Linked DNA regions of Homo sapiens: region 2 is linked to region 1. A link is a loop called in an ENCODE intact Hi-C map of the cell type or tissue named here. Cell type or tissue: gastrocnemius medialis. All regions are shown on one strand. Each heading gives the region's core, and the rest is flanking DNA. Links, peaks and the distances in the headings are about the cores only. Region 1 overlaps CUX1 (cut like homeobox 1). Region 2 overlaps CUX1 (cut like homeobox 1).

Region 1 (8,329 bases), core at 215-8,214:
GAAGAGGAAGGATGCTGTCTTTCCTATGAACGTTCTCGTGCCTCCACTGCCTGGGTCTTCAGTTTCACTTCCCAGCCCTGCGGGGTACAGGAAACCACCAGCTAACTTAAGTGCAAGGCAATTAAGCGGGGAGGGAATTGTGGACAAATCTATAGAACTCTGAAGCCACAGGTGAGCCAAGCATTGACTTTACTGGGGAAAAACCAGGTGGAAGAAGGTTGAAGGAGCTTGGGTTGGTCAGAAGATGCCAGGATTTGGGACCTGAGCCAGGGAGGTGGGCCCAGGAAGTGGGATTGGGCTTGGGGATGGGGAAGGAGAGGAAGCTGAGAGCGATAACTAGTATGCAATCAGAAATTTTTTTTATTCTTAGTTTTAGCTTCTCTGCCTCTGCCACCAAAGCTTTGTTTTGGTTTTTGAGACAGGCTCTCACTCTGTTGCCCAGGCTGTAGTGCAGTGGCACAATCTTGGCTCACTTCAACCTGTGCCTCCCGGGTTCAAGCAATTCTCCCACCTTAGCCTCCCGAGTAGCTGGGATTACAGGTGCACACCACCACTCTCAGCTAATTTTTTTTTTTTTTTTTTTTTTTGTATTTTTAGTAGAGACGGGGTTTCTCCATGTTGGTCAGGCTGGTCTTGAACTCCTGACCTCAAGTGATCCACCCGCCTCAGCCTCTCAGAGTGCTGGGATTACAGGCGTGAGCCACCATGCCTGGTCCCAACCTTTCCTTAACACTTCCTACCACACAGTACTTAGGGGAGAAAGTCATTAGAAACCCTTGTACTTGGGAGTAAAGGCCAGGCTTTTAGTAGAGACAGGTTGCCTACCATGCCCTTGAGCCCATGCACCACTGCGCCGCCCTGCACCTCAGTTTCCCCACTTGTGAAATCCTAGCAGTCTTCCTCTGTAGGTCTGCACTGCTCCCCTGTGGTGTGTCTTTTGTGCAGCGCAGGAGGCAGATGAGAGAGAGAAGCCCGCGTCTTGTCCAAAATATGATTTGGCGCATTCTTGGGCAGCGTCTGTTGGAGGTACAGGCGGGATGCTCACAGGTGAAGTAAACCAGGAATGGCAAACAGAACCTGAAAGGTGGTTCTGAAAGAGAGAATGCAGAAACTGGGCAAGCAGTACTCCCACCTGTAGGAAGGTTTGCTGGCGAAGTTTCACACTAAAACATGAAGGAGACTGTTAAAAACAATGGGTATAGATGACAGAACAGCATCCCTTCCTAAACAGCCTTTAAAAGTCTGAAACTAGGGCCAGGTGTGGTAGTTCACACCTGTAAGCCCAGCTAGTTGGGAGGCTGAGGCAGGAGGATCACTTGAGCCCAGGAATTTGAGGCTGCAGTGAGCCATGATAGTACCACTGCACTCCAGCCTGGGCAACAGAGCAAGACCCTGTCTCTACAAAAAATAAATTAGCCATGTGTAATGGTGCACACCTGTAGTCCCAGGTATTCAGGGGATCGAGACAGGAGGATCACTTGAAGACAGGAGTTCAAGACCAGCCTGGCCAACATAGTGAGACCTTGTTTCTGCAAAAAATTTAAAAATTAGCCGGGAGAGGTGATGCACACTTGTAGTCCCAGCTACTTGGGAGGCCGAGGCAGGAGGATCTCTTGAGCCCATGAGTTCAAGGCTGCAGTGAGCCATGGTCAAACCACTGCACTCCAGCCTGGGCAACAGAGCAAGACCCATCTATTAAAAAATAATAATAATAATAAAAACAAATCTGAAAGTAAAGAAGTAACAACCGGTCCCCATTTCCTGCCAGGTTGTTGTCTACCCGTGATTCCTGGCACAGTTGGGGCAAGTCCCCGGAGTGCAGGAGCCATGTTGCCTGCGTCTTTGTAACTGTCCCATGGCCAGGGGGCTCAATGGATGGCAGGCTGCCGGCCCACGATGTCAACAGCAGGAACTTGTGCCTCAGTTTCCTCCATCACCTAAGTGTAGGCCTCTCACCATGACAGTTCCCTTCCTGGGTCAGATGGTACTTGGGGGGTTCCCTTCCAGAATTCATTTTCTTCCCATTCTCTGTTCTTGGCTAACAATCTTTTTCTTTTTTATGAGACAGAGTCTTGCTCTGTCACCCAAGCTGGAGCACAGAGGCGCGATCATAGCTCACTGCAGCCTCCAACTCCTGGGCTCAAACGATCCACCCACATCAGTCTCCAAAGTAGCTGGGACCACAAGTGCATACCACCATACCCAGCTAATTTTTGTATTAATGTTTTGTAGAGACGGAGCTTCACCATGTTGCCCAGGCTGGTCTCGAATTCCTGGGCTCAAGCGATCCTCCCACCTTGGCCTCCCAAAGTGCTGGGATTACAGGTGTGAGTCACTGCGCCTGGCCCAATCATTTTCTGTGTCAAAGAAAAACATATATATGGTATATTATTTTTTAAAGTCACATTCTTCTTATAGAGATGTGCTCTTTGTATACATTTTTTTCCCCTTGGCAAGTGGGTAAACGGGATTCCGGGAAGGTAACTGTCTTGACTAAAGTTAGCAGAGTCTGGCATCAGGTGGACCGCACAGGACGGCCACTTCTTCTTTTGTTTTTTTGTTTTGTTTTGTTTGAGACGGAGTCTCAATCTGTCTCACCAAGACTGGAGTGCCGTGGTGCGATCTCAGCTCACTGTAGCCTCCACCTCCTGGGTTCAAGCCATCCTCCTGTCTCAGCCTCCCGAGTAGCTGGAATTACAGGCATGCACCACCCCACCCGGCCAATTTTGTATTTTTAGTAGAGACGAGCCTTTACCATGTTGGCCAGGCTGGTCTCGAACTCCTGACCTCAGGCAATCCACCCACCTCAGCCTCCCAAAGTGCTGGGATTACAGGCGTGAGCCACTGCGCCCAGCCAGGACGGCCACTTCTAATCCATATTCTTTTCCACAGCTGCAGCCACAGCCATGCAGCGTCCTTTAGATTCTCCTTCTTCTTGAGTATTTTTATGTCTTGCTTATCACCTTGTTTCATTGCAAATGGAATAGTAGCAGTCAGCATCAGTGCACGCTTTACAATTAATGAGTGACGATGGAGGGATACCTGACTACTGTGATGCTCTTCACTTTTTTTGTTGTCTTATTGGGTTTTTTGTTTATGTTTCATATGTTAAATTTCCGACGTACGCGTGACCTGGTGTCAGCATCTCCCGTTCATGGCCCATCCCGTCTCACCTGTCCCCACTCCTGTTTTGACTTGAAGCTACTCCCAGAATCCTTTCATTTCCTTTCTAAACATTTTAACACACATATCCTCACAATAAGGACTTTCTTTTTAATATAGTCACAGCGCAATTAGCACATTCAAAAATAATTTTTCACCTGCAGTCCCAGCAACTCAGGAGGCTGAGGTGGGAGGATTGCTTGAGCCCGGGAGGTTGAGGCTGCAGTGAGCTATGATCACACCACTACGCTCCAGCCTGGGTGACAAAGCAAGACCCTGTCTCAAAAAAAAAAAAAAACAGTAAAAATAATAATCATAATAATTTTTTAATATGATCAGGTAAATCTAGCCAGTTTTGAAATTTCTAGTTGCCCCCAAACTTCATAATGGTTTTATTTTCTAAAATTATTTTAATTTAGGCTGGGCGCAATGGCTCACGTCTGTAATCCCAGCACTTTGGGAGGCCGAGGTGGGTGGATAACTTGAGGTCAGGAGCTTGAAAACAGCCTGGCTAACATGGCAAAACCTCGTCTCTACTAAAAACACAAAAATTAGCTGGGTGTGGTGGCACACACCTGTAGTCCCAGCTACTCAGGAGGCTGAGGCAGTGGAATCACCTGAACGGAGAGGCGGAGGTTGCAGTGAGCCGAGATCGCACCACTGCACTCCAACCTGGGCGACAGAGCAAGACTCCGTCTTAAAAAAAAAAAAAAAAAAAAAAATTTGAATCTCGATTCAAGTAAGATCCACACGTTGCAGTTGGCTGGTGTATCTTTAAGTCTTGGTCATTGTATAGATTCCCTCTTCGTCACTTTTTCTTTTCCTTGCAATGTATTTGTGCTAGAAATGGGGTCATTTGTCCAGAAAAGATTCTCCACCCCACTGCTGAGATTTTACTGATTGCCTCCCCAGAAATAGTTTATCATGCTCCTCTGTCCTCATGCTTTCCTGAAAATTTGTGGTTGAATCTAGAGGCTTGATCAGATTCAGGCTAGAAGTTTTTGGCCAAAAGCCCCTTTGTGGGTGATTGTGATGATCTCGCGATGGTGTCAGGTACTGGAAGTGAGCGCTCACCAGAAGAGAAAGGTCCTGACTTTGATACACAATCATAATGAATCCAGGCATGGAGCTTGGTGGTTTACAAAATCTTTTCCTTTCTTTTTGTGTTCTTGTTTTATCCTCATGCTAATTTCTTTGAATTTCATGGCTCCTCCTGTATAGGTGACTGTCCAGCTCAGAAGTCTGTCCAAGGTCAAACAACTAAAAGACAATGGGAGGGCCGGGCGCGGTGGCTCACGCCTGTAATCCCAACACTTTGGGAGGCCGAGGTGGGTGGATCATCTGAGGTCAGGAGTTCAAGACCAGCCTGACCAACATGGTGAAACCCTGCCTCTACTAAAAATACAAAAATTAGCTGGGCATGGTGGCAGGCTCCTGTAATCCCAGCTACTCATGAGACTGAGGGAGGAGAATTGCTTGAACCTGGGAGGCAGAGGTTGCGGTGAGTCGAGATCGTGCCATTGCACTCCAGCCTGGGCAGTAGAGCAAGACTCCATCTCAAAAATAAATAAATAAAAATTTTTACAAAATAAAAATGCAGTGGAGAAGAATTCCAACCCATTTTCCACCAGCCACACTCTTTTCTGTAGACCACAATTTTCCTAATTTCACTTGATTTTAAAGAACAAAGGAACCTGCACACCCAGCCTGCTCTCCACTTCTTTGGGTAGAGCAGGGCTGTTAGAACTCTAGAGAGATGCAGGAAGCAGCCGCCGATGAACCCAGATGCTCATCCCTGGAGGCACTGTGCGGTCTCAGGAGCAGAAGCCGAATGAATTATGCAATATCAGAGCCTCATTCCCTGGGCCGCAGCTGTCCCATGTTCCCTGCCTGGAGATGACTGAAGCCCGAGTGACAGTCACAGGCTGTTCCCGATCACGCTGGGGTCACACGCTCTGGTGAGCACCCAGCCGGCCAGAGCTGTGCTATTGGTTTGGCACAGGTAGAAAGTTGACCCCGCACGTGCCGTAGAAGGTCATTTCGTTCGGTTCATCAGCTATACTCGGACTGGCTAAAGGAAGATTTTATTGAAATCGTTTCCCATGAACACGTCAACTTGTGGGGCAGGAAGGGAAATTTTCTTCCCGTTTGGGATTGAAAAGATGAGGCTTAACCAAACTCGTTCTTATGTTCGTTGGTTTGTTTTTTCTTTCTTTCTTTCTTTTTTTTAAACAGACTCTCACTCTGTTGCCCAGGCTGGAGTACAGTGGCGTGATCTCGGCTCACTGTAACTTCCACCTCCCAGGTTCAAGCAATTCTGCCACCCCAGCCTCCTTAGTAGCTGGGATTACAGGCGCACGCCACCACACCTAGCTAATTTTTGTATTTTTAGTAGAGATGGGGTTTCACCATGTTGGCCAGGCTGGTCTCAAACTCCTGAACTCAAGTGATCCACCCACCTTAGCTTCCCAAAGTGCTTGGGATTACATGAGTGAGCCACTGCGCCTGGCCTAAACTTGTTTTTAATCATTACTTTTGTATCATTTAAATTAGTATAATGGTAATCTACAGAGAACAAATTCTGGTTAATTTCTGAGCAGACAGAGGTGACATCCTGGCCGTTTAACTGTCTCTCGGCACAGTGTTACTTCCAGCAAAAATGAAAACCGCTATTTCCAGAAGGTTATCTGTAGGGATAAAGCTCCACAGACTGGACCGACTCTCTTTCCAGGCCTTTGATTGGGGAGGGGTGGGGCCACCGTGGAGTGTGACACATTTGATCCGGGGCTTGGCAGATGCAAGATGGCTTCATCCTCCCCTCTACTTCTGCCAAAGCAGAAGTGGTTTAACCTTGGGTGGAAAACGAAAGATAGGGCAAGTCATACAGATGAGGGCTGCCAAGAAAACCTTTCCCCGAAAAACACTCTCTCCTCCCCTCCTCCCCTTCCCCATCAGCCTCCGTGTCTTCAGTCCTGACCTGGTTCACAGATCCGTGTTGGGCACGGGGATGAGTGATGAGTGGTGAGCTGGGCCACCTGGTTCTGCACTCCAGGACCTCACGGTCCATTGGACAAAAAGAAGCCTAATTCTGGGTCTTTCAATACTTCTCCCCCAAGACTATTATTGCCTTGTTTTTCAGAGGCTCTGAAAAGCGAATCATTTTCCTTCTGCAATAACATCTTGTAGGCTCTTTCCTTAAAAGTTGTATTTACAATTTGCCAAAAGAATTCTACCCTTTCTGCCCTTTAGAATACTAGCCAGTGAATGGCTGTCTGTCAAGAAGACAGGGGACCTCAGGTATCACAGGTGTCATTAATTTGCATATTTGGGCCGGTGCGGTGGCTCATATCTGTCATCCCAGCACTTTGGGAGGCCAAGGCAGGTGGATCACTGGAGATCAGGAGTTCGAGACCAGCCTGGCCAACATGATGAAACCTGATCTCTACTAAAAAAATAGAAAAATTAGCCGGGCATGGTGGCGCATGCCTGTACTCCCAGCTACTCGGGAGGCTGAGGAGGCGGAGGTTACAGTGAACCGAGATCGCCCCACTGCCCTCCAGCCTGGGTGACAGAGCGAGACTCCGTCTCAAAAATAAATAAATAAATAAATAAATAAATTTGCATATTTGGTCAACCAGTATTTTGTGAGTACCTGCTGTGTTCCCTGGAACTATGGCAGTGGATAAGCAAGTAATCAATATATGAACAAGAGACTTTGAGACGGGAATAAATGCAACAGAAACAAAATGAATGGACAATGGAGAGTGTGGCTGTGGAGAGGCCTCTCAGAGGAGGGCCAGGAGGGCTGAGACCCAGGCCTGTAGGTGGGACAAGCATGGTGCTTCCAAGAAACAGAACAGGACTAAAGAGGCTGGGCACGGTGGCTCACACCTGTGATCCTAACACCTTGGGAGGCCAAGGCAGGCAGATCACCTGAGGTCAAGAGTTCGAGATCAGCCTGACCAACATGGTGAAACCCCGTCTCTACTAAAAATACAAAAATTAGCCAGGCGTGGTGGTGCACACCTGTAATTCCAGCTACTAGGGAGGCTGGGGCATTCTCAAGAATCACTTGAACCCCGAAGGCAGAGGTTGCAGTGAGCTGAGATTGCACCAGTGCACTCCAGCTTGGGCAACAGACCAAGACTCCGTATCAAAAACAAACAAACAAAAAAACAAAAAACAAAGAAATGCCCATCTTTTATTTTAAAAATCTTAATAAAATAGGGATATAGTTGGATATTTCATTAATAAATGTATATATATAATGTATTTTATATATAACTACACATTAATGTATGTGTTATATATATATAATATATTAATATATATATATTATATATTACTCAAGAACATGAGTAAGTTCTTGAGTGGTGATTTGTGAGATTTAGGTGCACCCATCACCTAAGCAGTATACACTGCACCCAATATATAGTCTTTTTTCCCTCACCCCCCTCCCACCCTTTCCCCGCAAGTCCCCAGAGTCCTTTGCATTTTCATCGCTTAGCTCCCACTTACGAGTGAGAACATACAATGTTTGGTTTTCCATTCCTGAGTTACTTCACTTAGAATAATAGTCTTCACTCCCATGCAGGTTGTTGTGAATGTCATTAACTCGTTCCTTTTTAGGGCTGAGTAGTATTCTGTCGTGAGATAAGAAATATTCAAAGGGTGTGGGAAGAGACTCTGCCGTCTTTATTTGCAGATGTGGTCACAGGATGCCTCGCAACCCCGAGAGAGCCACTGAAAAGTTGTTACAAAATTGAACAGGCTTCCATTTCCCTGTGGCCTCTCTCTCTAGACAGCCGTACCTCTCTATCCCAGTGTCCCCTGCTCAGTAAATCTGTACTCATCCTCCAGGGTACAGACTGGATGTCCCCTACTCCGGGATACTGTTTCTCCTGGTGTCTGCAGAGGCCCTTGTACCACTTTCTGGGATGTCACTGTGCTGAATCGCTGGTGGCTGCCATTTCCTTCCGCCTCCCACTGGGTAGACAGGAAGGGGGTCCCTGCCCACCCACCCACCCATGCCCGGTATATCCCTGCTGAGCTCCTAGGATGTGCAGGGTGTATTCCTGTGTGCTAGCGAGAAGGGAGTCCCAGCGCCACTACGCCATTGCCCACTCCTCCCCTGGGACATTTGTTTCCCTTGGGTGTGGTTCATGGT
Region 2 (8,329 bases), core at 12-8,011, 190 kb before region 1:
ACAACATGAAATAGACACCTCCGAAATGTGTGTGTGTTCCGTAAATGAAGGAGCAGAGGGACCCCTTCGGAGCATCTCAGAGGCCAGGAAGCCTGGCTTCTGGCCGCCCTGCCCGCTCCTCACGTGTGAGGGGAACTGGGGAAGTCGAGTCAGCCCGCTGGGGTTCCTGATTCTCTGCGGTTCTGGGAAGAGCTTGCAGTGGAAGGCCTCCCAGCCATTTCCTCTTCTCCCCCAACTGTGACTCACTGATTGATTAATGTTTGGAAATTGTGACTCATCTTGTTAGAGAAGGAAAAGGAAATTTTATTCTCTTCATTCTCCCTCCCTTTCAAATAAGTAATAAATAAAAAGTGGCTGATCTTCCACTTGGTGCGGTAAGAAGCATTTAAATACATTCCCGGCCCTCATAATTGGTGGCTTCTTGGAGAAAGGTACTTATTAGAAGAAAAACACTTCCCTATGTGTTGTTGTTCGGCCTTCTCGTTGATGAAATTACACGGTGAGTTGGTGAGCGAATTTACCTTGCCCCTTTTTAAAGGTATTTGTGGCAGCTCTTGTTGTAGGAATCAGGGGAGAGGAGCCACTTCTCTTTTAGTAAGAAATGCGAAGAGTGGCCTCTCCATCTTCAGAGTTTCAAAATGAGTTCACTCTGGTGGTGAGTAATGATGTCTTAAGCTGGCTTATTAAAGGCGGAGGAATAAGATGTTCTTGCTTTACCTCACGTACCAAATATAGATAAGGCGCTGGATCAGCAGAGCCTCAGGCCCGTGCCAGGACACAGTCGGGCCTGGCGATGTCTGTTTTGTCTCACGACTGGAGGGTTGAAGGGGAAGCACAGCCTTTGCTTTTAAGGGTTTTCTTCTGGGAAATCCACAAAAAAAAAAAAAGCATTTGTTCACTTCTCACGTTGTGATGTTGAAATTATGGCTTGGAGTTTTACATTTGCCTTTTAATTCTCTTTATGGGCAGCATGTCTGTATGTCTTAGGCTCTTGGTTCTGGAAGACCAAGTAAATTCAGTATCTTTTCAAATTGTAACCCTCTGGTCTGGGTAACACAGCAAGACCCCCATCTCTACAAAAAAAATTTTTTTAAGTCAGCCAGGCATGGTGGTGCACACCTGTAGTCCCAGCTACTCAGGAGGCTGAGACGGGAGGATCACCTGAGACACGAGTTTATGTGTCTGAGACGCCTGAGACAGGAGTTTATGACCATCCTGGGCAACATAACAAGAGCCCATCTCTATGACAAAATGTGAAAATTAGCCAGGTACAGTGGTGCACACGTGTAGCCCCAGCTACTTGGGAGGCTGAGGTTGGGGGATAGCCCAGGAGTTCAAGGCTGCAGTGAGCTATGATGGTGCCACTGCACTCCAGCCTGGGTGACAGAGTGAGACCCTGTCTCAACAAAATAAAATTGTAACCCAAAGTAAGGGCTCAATAAATGTTAGCCACTGTGATTATTCTATTATTCCCGTCCTCGTTGTAAATATTTGTGTGGCTTGGTGCCTAGCGTCTTTTGTAGCTGTATGTATTGCCAAGGAGAATCCCAAGGAAAAAAAGTAGAAATATGGTTAAAGCTGGCTGGGCACAGTGGCTCATGCCTATAATCCCAGCACTTTGGGAGGCCGAGGCAGGCAGATCACTTGAGTGCAGGAGTTTGAGACCAGCCAGAGCAACATAGCAAGACCCCTTCTCTACAGTGTGCTGGCATTTGCAGTGCAGCCACCATTGCCCATGGTAGCGATGAGGAAGCTGTGGCTTAGACCAACTTCCAGAATCACTGCTCTGGTCACACAGCTGCTCGCAGGTGGCATCATGAACACACCTAGTCTGACTGTTGCTTAACCACGACAAACTCCATCTCCTTCCACTTTGCCTGGCTGAGGATCGGATGCATTACATAGAAATATTTGAATTTGGAAGCTGTTGAAATACAGGTTCAGGCCAGGCATGGTGGCTCATGTGTGTAATCCCAGCACTTTGGGAAGCCGAGGCAGGCGATCACCTGAGGCCAGGAGTTCGAGACCAGCCTGGCCAACATGGTGAGACCCTGTCTCTACTAAAAATGCAAAAATCAACTGGGCCTGGTGGTGCACACCTGTAATCCCAGCTACTCGAGAGGCAGGAGAATTGCTTGAACCCTGGTGGCGGAGGTTGCAGTGAGCTGAGATCATGCCACTGCACTCCAGCGTGGGTGACAGAGACAGATTCAGTCTCAAAAAAAAAAAAAATGCAGGTTCAAGGAAGGGAGAGGATGATTTGTGTTCCGCTCTGCGCCTCCTCCCTGGTCCATTCCCTTCTCCCTGTTGGACCATTGCTGTGACACAGGTGATCTGAGCATCAAGAAAAAGGCATTTCTTGCTTCTCAGTGATATTAGCAAGCACCTGCTGCTTGTATTCACTGTGCTGAGTTCTACCCATTTATTCTCTCATTCAGTCTTTACATCTCCCTGATGAGGAGGCATAATAATATCATGCCCATTTTATAGACTTGAGGGAACTGAGCCCAAGCCATTCAGCCAGAGAGTAACCGAGCTGGAGTTCCACCAGGTCTGTCTGCTCTGATAGCAGGCATGCCTGACCTCCGCACCTACCCACTTCCCCACTTCTGCAGTCTCATGTGTCCCAGGGAACGCACAGCTGGGGCCCCTCTCCTAATTTGCACCCTTCCTGAGCCAGTTCAGAAGTCCCAGACTGTGTCTTTCTGGCTGGCTGTGTCACTGGGCCCAAGGATGGTGCTACGGGGCTAAAGATCTTCTACACTGACCCTCTCCACTAACGGGAAATCAGAAAAGGGAACTTGAAGAGAACATTGGCACCAATGGTTGGACCTAGGGATTTGTAGCCACCTTTCTAAGGGAGATAGAGGACAGGGCTAAGAGTCACAACTTTTGTTCTCTACCCTTGAGCAATCGAATACTTGCAAAGCCCTGTTTCTAAGGTTAAAAAAAAAAGGCTGGGCCCTGTGGCTCACGCCTGTAATCCTAGCACTTTGGGAGGCCAAGGTGGGCGGATCACGAGGTCAGGGGATGAGACCATCCTGGCTAACACGGTGAAACCCCGTCTCTACTAAAAATACAAAAAATTAGCCGGGTGAGGTGGCACATGCCTGTAGTCCCAGCTACTCGGGAGGCTGAGGCAGGAGAATGGCGTGAACCCGGGAGGTGGAGCTTGCAGTGAGCCCACGTCTCAAAAAAAAAAAAAAAAAAAAAAAAAGGAGGCAGCTTTGGGGGACAAAACATTCAGCGTGGCCGGCTCTCCGCATCTTACAGTGGTAGGGATGAAATGCACGCGCCCTCATTTGAAATGAGAATCGCAGTGCCTCAGTTAAACAGCGGCCTCTCCGGATGCCAAGCTGAGATCATTTCCATTTCTGTGCCGAGATCGGCCTTTTGCAGAGATAGATGGGTTATATTTATCACCAGCTAACTTATTAGCATGTGACACCAGATACACCAAATTGTAATCTGACTCATAAAAGGATATGTAGTTCATGACTTGATGGTGAAGCAGGTCAGTTTAAAAAAAAAAATCAGATGGATTATGGAGTCAACGTTTCCTTCAGAAAACTTCTTCAGGGGTAAACTGGTATAATAGGAATGTCTGTTCAGACTGTTTTGAAAACAGTTACCTTGAGAATTTTGTATTCCTTTGACCCAGCAATCCCACTTTTGAAAATCTATCCCAAGGAAAAAAATTAGAAATACAGTTAAAGCCGCCTGGGCACAGTGGCTCACGCCTATAATCCCAGCACTTTGGGAGGCCGAAGCGGGCAGTGCGGGTTGAGTGCGGGAGTTTGAGACCAGCCAGAGCAACATAGCGAGACCCTGTCTCTACACAAAATACAAATTGTTTGCTGGGCATGGTGGTGTGCACCAGTAGTCCCAGCTATCTGGGAGGCCAAGGCGGGAGGATCGCTTGAGCCAGGGAGGTCGAGGTTGTGGTGGGCTGTGATCACACCACTGCATTCCAGCCTAGGTGACACAGTGAGACCCTGTCTCAAACAGAAAAAAAGAAATGTGGCCAAAGCTTTATGAACAATAATGTTAATTATAGTGTTATTGATATACTAAAAACAGGTGGGAGGGAACAAGGCTAGTGTCCAATATAGAGGAACGGCTAAATGATGCTAAAAATCATTCATTCAAATTATTATGTAACTGATATTGTTTCCCAAGAATATTTACTAACACAGAAAAGATCATGATATCACCTAAAGTAAGAATTAAAGATGCTGTATCACCCTAGTTTAATGAAAGAAAAATGTTCAAAAATATAAAGACAAGATGAATATATAGACATACAGCACAATAGATGCAAATACCTGCACATCACACAAGGGCTGGTGAACATGAGGACACTGGATTCTTCCAGGCCTTTTTCTAAGTCTTAGCAGGGATTATTTTTGGTTGGTGTGAGATTGGCTTTTTTCTTTGTTATGCTTTTCTGTGTTTTGCAGATTTTCTCCATAGAGAATGTTACTTTTTTTTAGGCAGGGAACGGTGGCTCACGCCTGTAATCCCAGCACTTTGGGAGGCTGAGGCAGGCAGATCACCTGAGGTCAGGAGTTCGAGACCAGCCTGGCCAACTTGGTGAAACACCGTCTCTACTAAAAATACAATAAAAATTATAGCCAGGTGTGGTGGCAGGCGCCTGTAGTCCTAGCTAGTAGGGAGGCTGAGGCAGGAGAATCATTTGAACCTGGGAGGTGGAGGTTGCAGTGAGCTGAGATCACGCCACTGCACTCCAGCCTGGGCAACAGAGTGAGATTCCATCTCTTAAAAAATAAAATAATTTAAAAAAAACAAGAGAATGTTACTTTTTAATTTGAAAACAATAAGAAAATGTCCAAGTCTGCAAAATAGAGTCTTTTTGAAAGACTCTTCGTACTTATTAATTTATTCACCAGACATCTTTAAACGGAAACAGTGGTTAAGTGTGAGAGTTTGGAAGTCCCACAGATCAGAACCCCAGCTGCCGTTTACTCACTGCAGTCCCTGGGCAAGTAATTCAGTCATCTGAGTTTCCTTGTCCCTACCCGTGTAATGGGGGATCTCTGGTACCCATCTCATGGAGCTGCTAAAGTGATTAAATGAGACAAAAGTATGCGAGCCCTTTGCTGGAACATGTTTCTGGAATACTTGCTGTTATTAGTGGAAATATTGCCACCGTGCCATGTGCCAGACTCCGTGTGAAGTGTGCAGAGTGCTAGGTGGGTAAAAATAGCCCCCCTCCTTCTAGAACCTCCAACCCAAAGGTGGGAAGGGGCACACAGGTAACAGAAATGACAGCGTTGACATCTGGTGTGTGCTGTGTAAGTCATGTCATCTGTGCTGAACCCTGGGGCTCAGGAGAGACGTAGTGGGGCTGTCGTGGGAACTGGGCCCTACTTGGGAGCCAGGATGTGGGCCCGGCCTGAAGCTGCAGCAGCAGCAGCAGCAGCAAGATGTGAGAATATTTAGGAGATGGAACTTGGTTCAGTGGGAGGAGTAACCCAAAAGGACTCTAGGGTGGTCCTGAGATTTTCTTTTCTTTTTTTTTTTTTTTTTTTGAGGCGGAGTCTCACTCTGTTGCTCAGACTTGAGTGCAGTGACACAGTCTCAGCTCACTGCACCCTCCACCTCCCAGGTTCAAGTGATTCTTCTTCCTCGGCCCCTCAAGTAGCTGAGATTACAGGTGCGCACCACCATGCCTGGCTAATTTTGTATTTTCAGTAGAGACGGGGTTTCACCATGTTGGCCAGGCTGGTCTCAAACTCCTGGGCTTAAGCAGTCTGCCCACTTCAGCCTCCCAAAGTGCTGGGATTACAGGCATGAGCCACTGGCCAGTCCTGAAGTTTTCACAGAAGCATGAAAACACAGAGAGAATTCCTTTTCTGTCATAAGGAGATGATGCCCTTTTTTTTTTTTTTTTTTTTTTTTTTTTAAGAGACAGTATTGCCCTGTCGCCCAAGCTGGACTCCAGTGGTACAGTCGTGGCTCACTGCAGCCTCGACCTCCCTGGCTTAAGCAATCCTCCCACCTCAGCCCTCCTAAGTAGCTAGGACTACAGGCTCATGCCAGCCACCATGTCTGGCTAATTTTTAAATTTTTTATAGAGACACGGTCTGGCAGTGTTGCCTAAGCTGGTCTCAAATTCCTGGGCTTAAGTGATCCGCCCACTTCGGCCTCCCAAAGGATTACAGGTGTGAGCAACCACGCCCAGCCTGGATGATTGGATGGTGCCTATAGATTCAGGAAAAACAGACTTTTCCCCCAGAATGTTTTCCTTACCTAGCTCTATGTGTGTGCAGTGTGTGTGTGTGTGTGTGTGTGTGTGTGTGTGTGTGCAAGAGAGCGTGGCTAAGACAAGGGTATTCACCTGGCATCCTCATTCCCAAGTTGCCAATACTCCTCTCCCCTTTTTTCTTAACTCACCACCTGGGAAGTTTTCCTATTTCTCTCCCTCCTATCCCAGATAAGAAGAATTGCCTTCTTTCCTCCCAGCTGATTTGCTTTTCTCGTCATTATATGGCAAACCAGGCTGCACTCCCCTCCTAAGGCAGGCGGTGGTTCTCTTTGGGCTCTGAGTCCTCAGTGTTCTGCCTCTTCGGGTGCCAACCAGGAAAGCCGCCTTCCGCTTTTAGAGCAACGTGAAGAAATCATGGCAGCCCACGTAAGATCTCTCATTATTTCTGTTGAAACTGATTCTATCGAGGGTGGAGTGCATTGCCTTTAATTTCTTTGTTTGCGTGTATTTTTTTTCCCCTCTCTCTCACAAGAAGTATATTCTTTTCTTTCCTGTTTGTTCCTGCTCGATTTGGGGAGGCTGCTGTTTCCACTGCCTAATTAATGGGAAGGTGTTCTGCGGAGGATTTCACCGCGTACATATTCTCTGTTTGGACATGGTACAACCTGTGGACCCTTTTAAACATAGTTACATGTTTGACTCTTTATAGGGTAATAACTCGATTAATTTTGCAAGGCTTTTTAGAATACCATTGTTCTCTTGAAAAGAACAGGTTTGCTGTTTTAACAAGACTTTAATGCCATCGAGATGCCTCACATTGGCACGGTTGCGTAAGAATCGCACGGTCCCATGAAATGAAATTGAGAGAGCTTTTTCCGGCGCCTGGTTGGTTGGGGCGGCCTCCGTTCGGTGCTTTTTTCATCCTCGACCCAGTGACCAACTGTGTTTGCCCTGATGTTTCTTTCAATTCCACCATTCCGAAATGTCTCCGGAATCTGTCGTTTTAGCTTTTGCAGCAAGGTTCGTTGTGTTTGTCTTGCCCGCTTCAGGTTTCTCTAATGAGATTCACGTGTAAAGGAGGATTGGCAATTAATCGGATGACTGATTAATTGTGAGATTCTTATTCTTACCAAGGAATGCTATGGAAGTCCTGGCTTCAGATAAAATTCTCAATGAGGGCCAGTTGCAGTGGCTCACGCCTGTAAGCCCAGCACTTGAGGAGGCCGAGGTGGGAGGATCACTTGAGCTCAGGAGTCTGAGACCAGCCTGGGCAATATGACAAGACCCCATCTCTGCCCAAAAAGAAAAAATTAGCTGGGCATGGTGGCACACACTTGTGATCCCAGATACAGCTACTTCGGAGGCTGAGGTGGGAGAATCTATTGAGCCTGGGAGGTTGAGGCTGCAGTGAGCAGAGATGGCACCACTGCACTCCAGCCTGGACAACAGAGCAAGACCCCGTCTCAAAAAAGCAAATTCTCAAAGAGGCCTTAATATACCTTTTTTAATCATAAGCTTTAAGAGCCTGGTCATGCAAAGATAATTCAGTGAGATGAAAGATTGTTTATTTCCTACTGTGCATTGGTCACAACTTTGATTCCACAGAAGGGCAGTGTGCTGTCCTAACAGAGCTGAGTGTGTGGAGTCTTAAGAGCTTCCTCCCTCTCAGCAAATGTGTATTAAATGTTTCTGCTTTGCCAGTTCCAGTGCCAGTGCCCTGTGATTAGAAGGTGAGCTTCACCGAGGCCTCCTGGTGTTGTGGAGAGGGAGCCCCGGGAATGGCTGGATGCAGAAGGTGAAGGTTGAGATGCAGGAGAGGGAGCAGTTAGCCTTCTGGCTTGGGCTGTGGTGGGTGGTGCCCTCCATGAGATTCCAAAAAGGACTAGTTTGGGGAGGAATGAAATTGGCATTTGGAGAGTGTAAGATACTAGTGGAGTCTCCAAGCAGAGCTGCCCAGGAGACAGGCTGGCCATGAGGAGAGTAGCATTCACCTGGATATAGATTTGGGAGCCACTCACCGGGAGAGAGATTCCATCTGTGTGTCCCTGGGCAGCGTGATCATGGGAATACTGCTTAACCTCAAATCCTTGGCTTTCTCTG

What was found. A loop is a pair of places that touch in the nucleus more often than their neighbours do. Peaks named below come from ENCODE experiments on the same cell type or tissue, not always from the same donor. Only the 100,000 strongest peaks of a DNase experiment are listed, where the experiment ranks them.
Region 2: a loop joins it to region 1, with 3 times the contacts of the local background. A loop is called at or near these places in 2 of 110 quality-filtered maps.

The regions. Positions count from the first base shown.
Region 1 is chr7:102,141,226-102,149,554 of GRCh38, forward strand. All of the region lies in intron 8 of CUX1 (cut like homeobox 1), which reads left to right. Among named protein-coding and RNA genes, the nearest start is that of SH2B2, 140 kb to the right of the region's middle. In gastrocnemius medialis, for the core only: no CTCF peak of the experiment used is centred there; DNase peaks (open chromatin) are centred at 5,096 and 5,936; H3K4me3 peaks cover 361 bases; H3K27ac peaks cover 3,545 bases.
Region 2 is chr7:101,952,947-101,961,275 of GRCh38, forward strand. The region is part of intron 2 of CUX1 (cut like homeobox 1); the gene reads left to right. Among named protein-coding and RNA genes, the nearest start is that of CUX1, 140 kb to the left of the region's middle. RefSeq lists enhancers at 1-742, 1-424, 83-377. In gastrocnemius medialis, for the core only: CTCF peaks have their summits at 670 and 872; DNase peaks (open chromatin) are centred at 775 and 3,335; H3K27ac peaks cover 8,000 bases.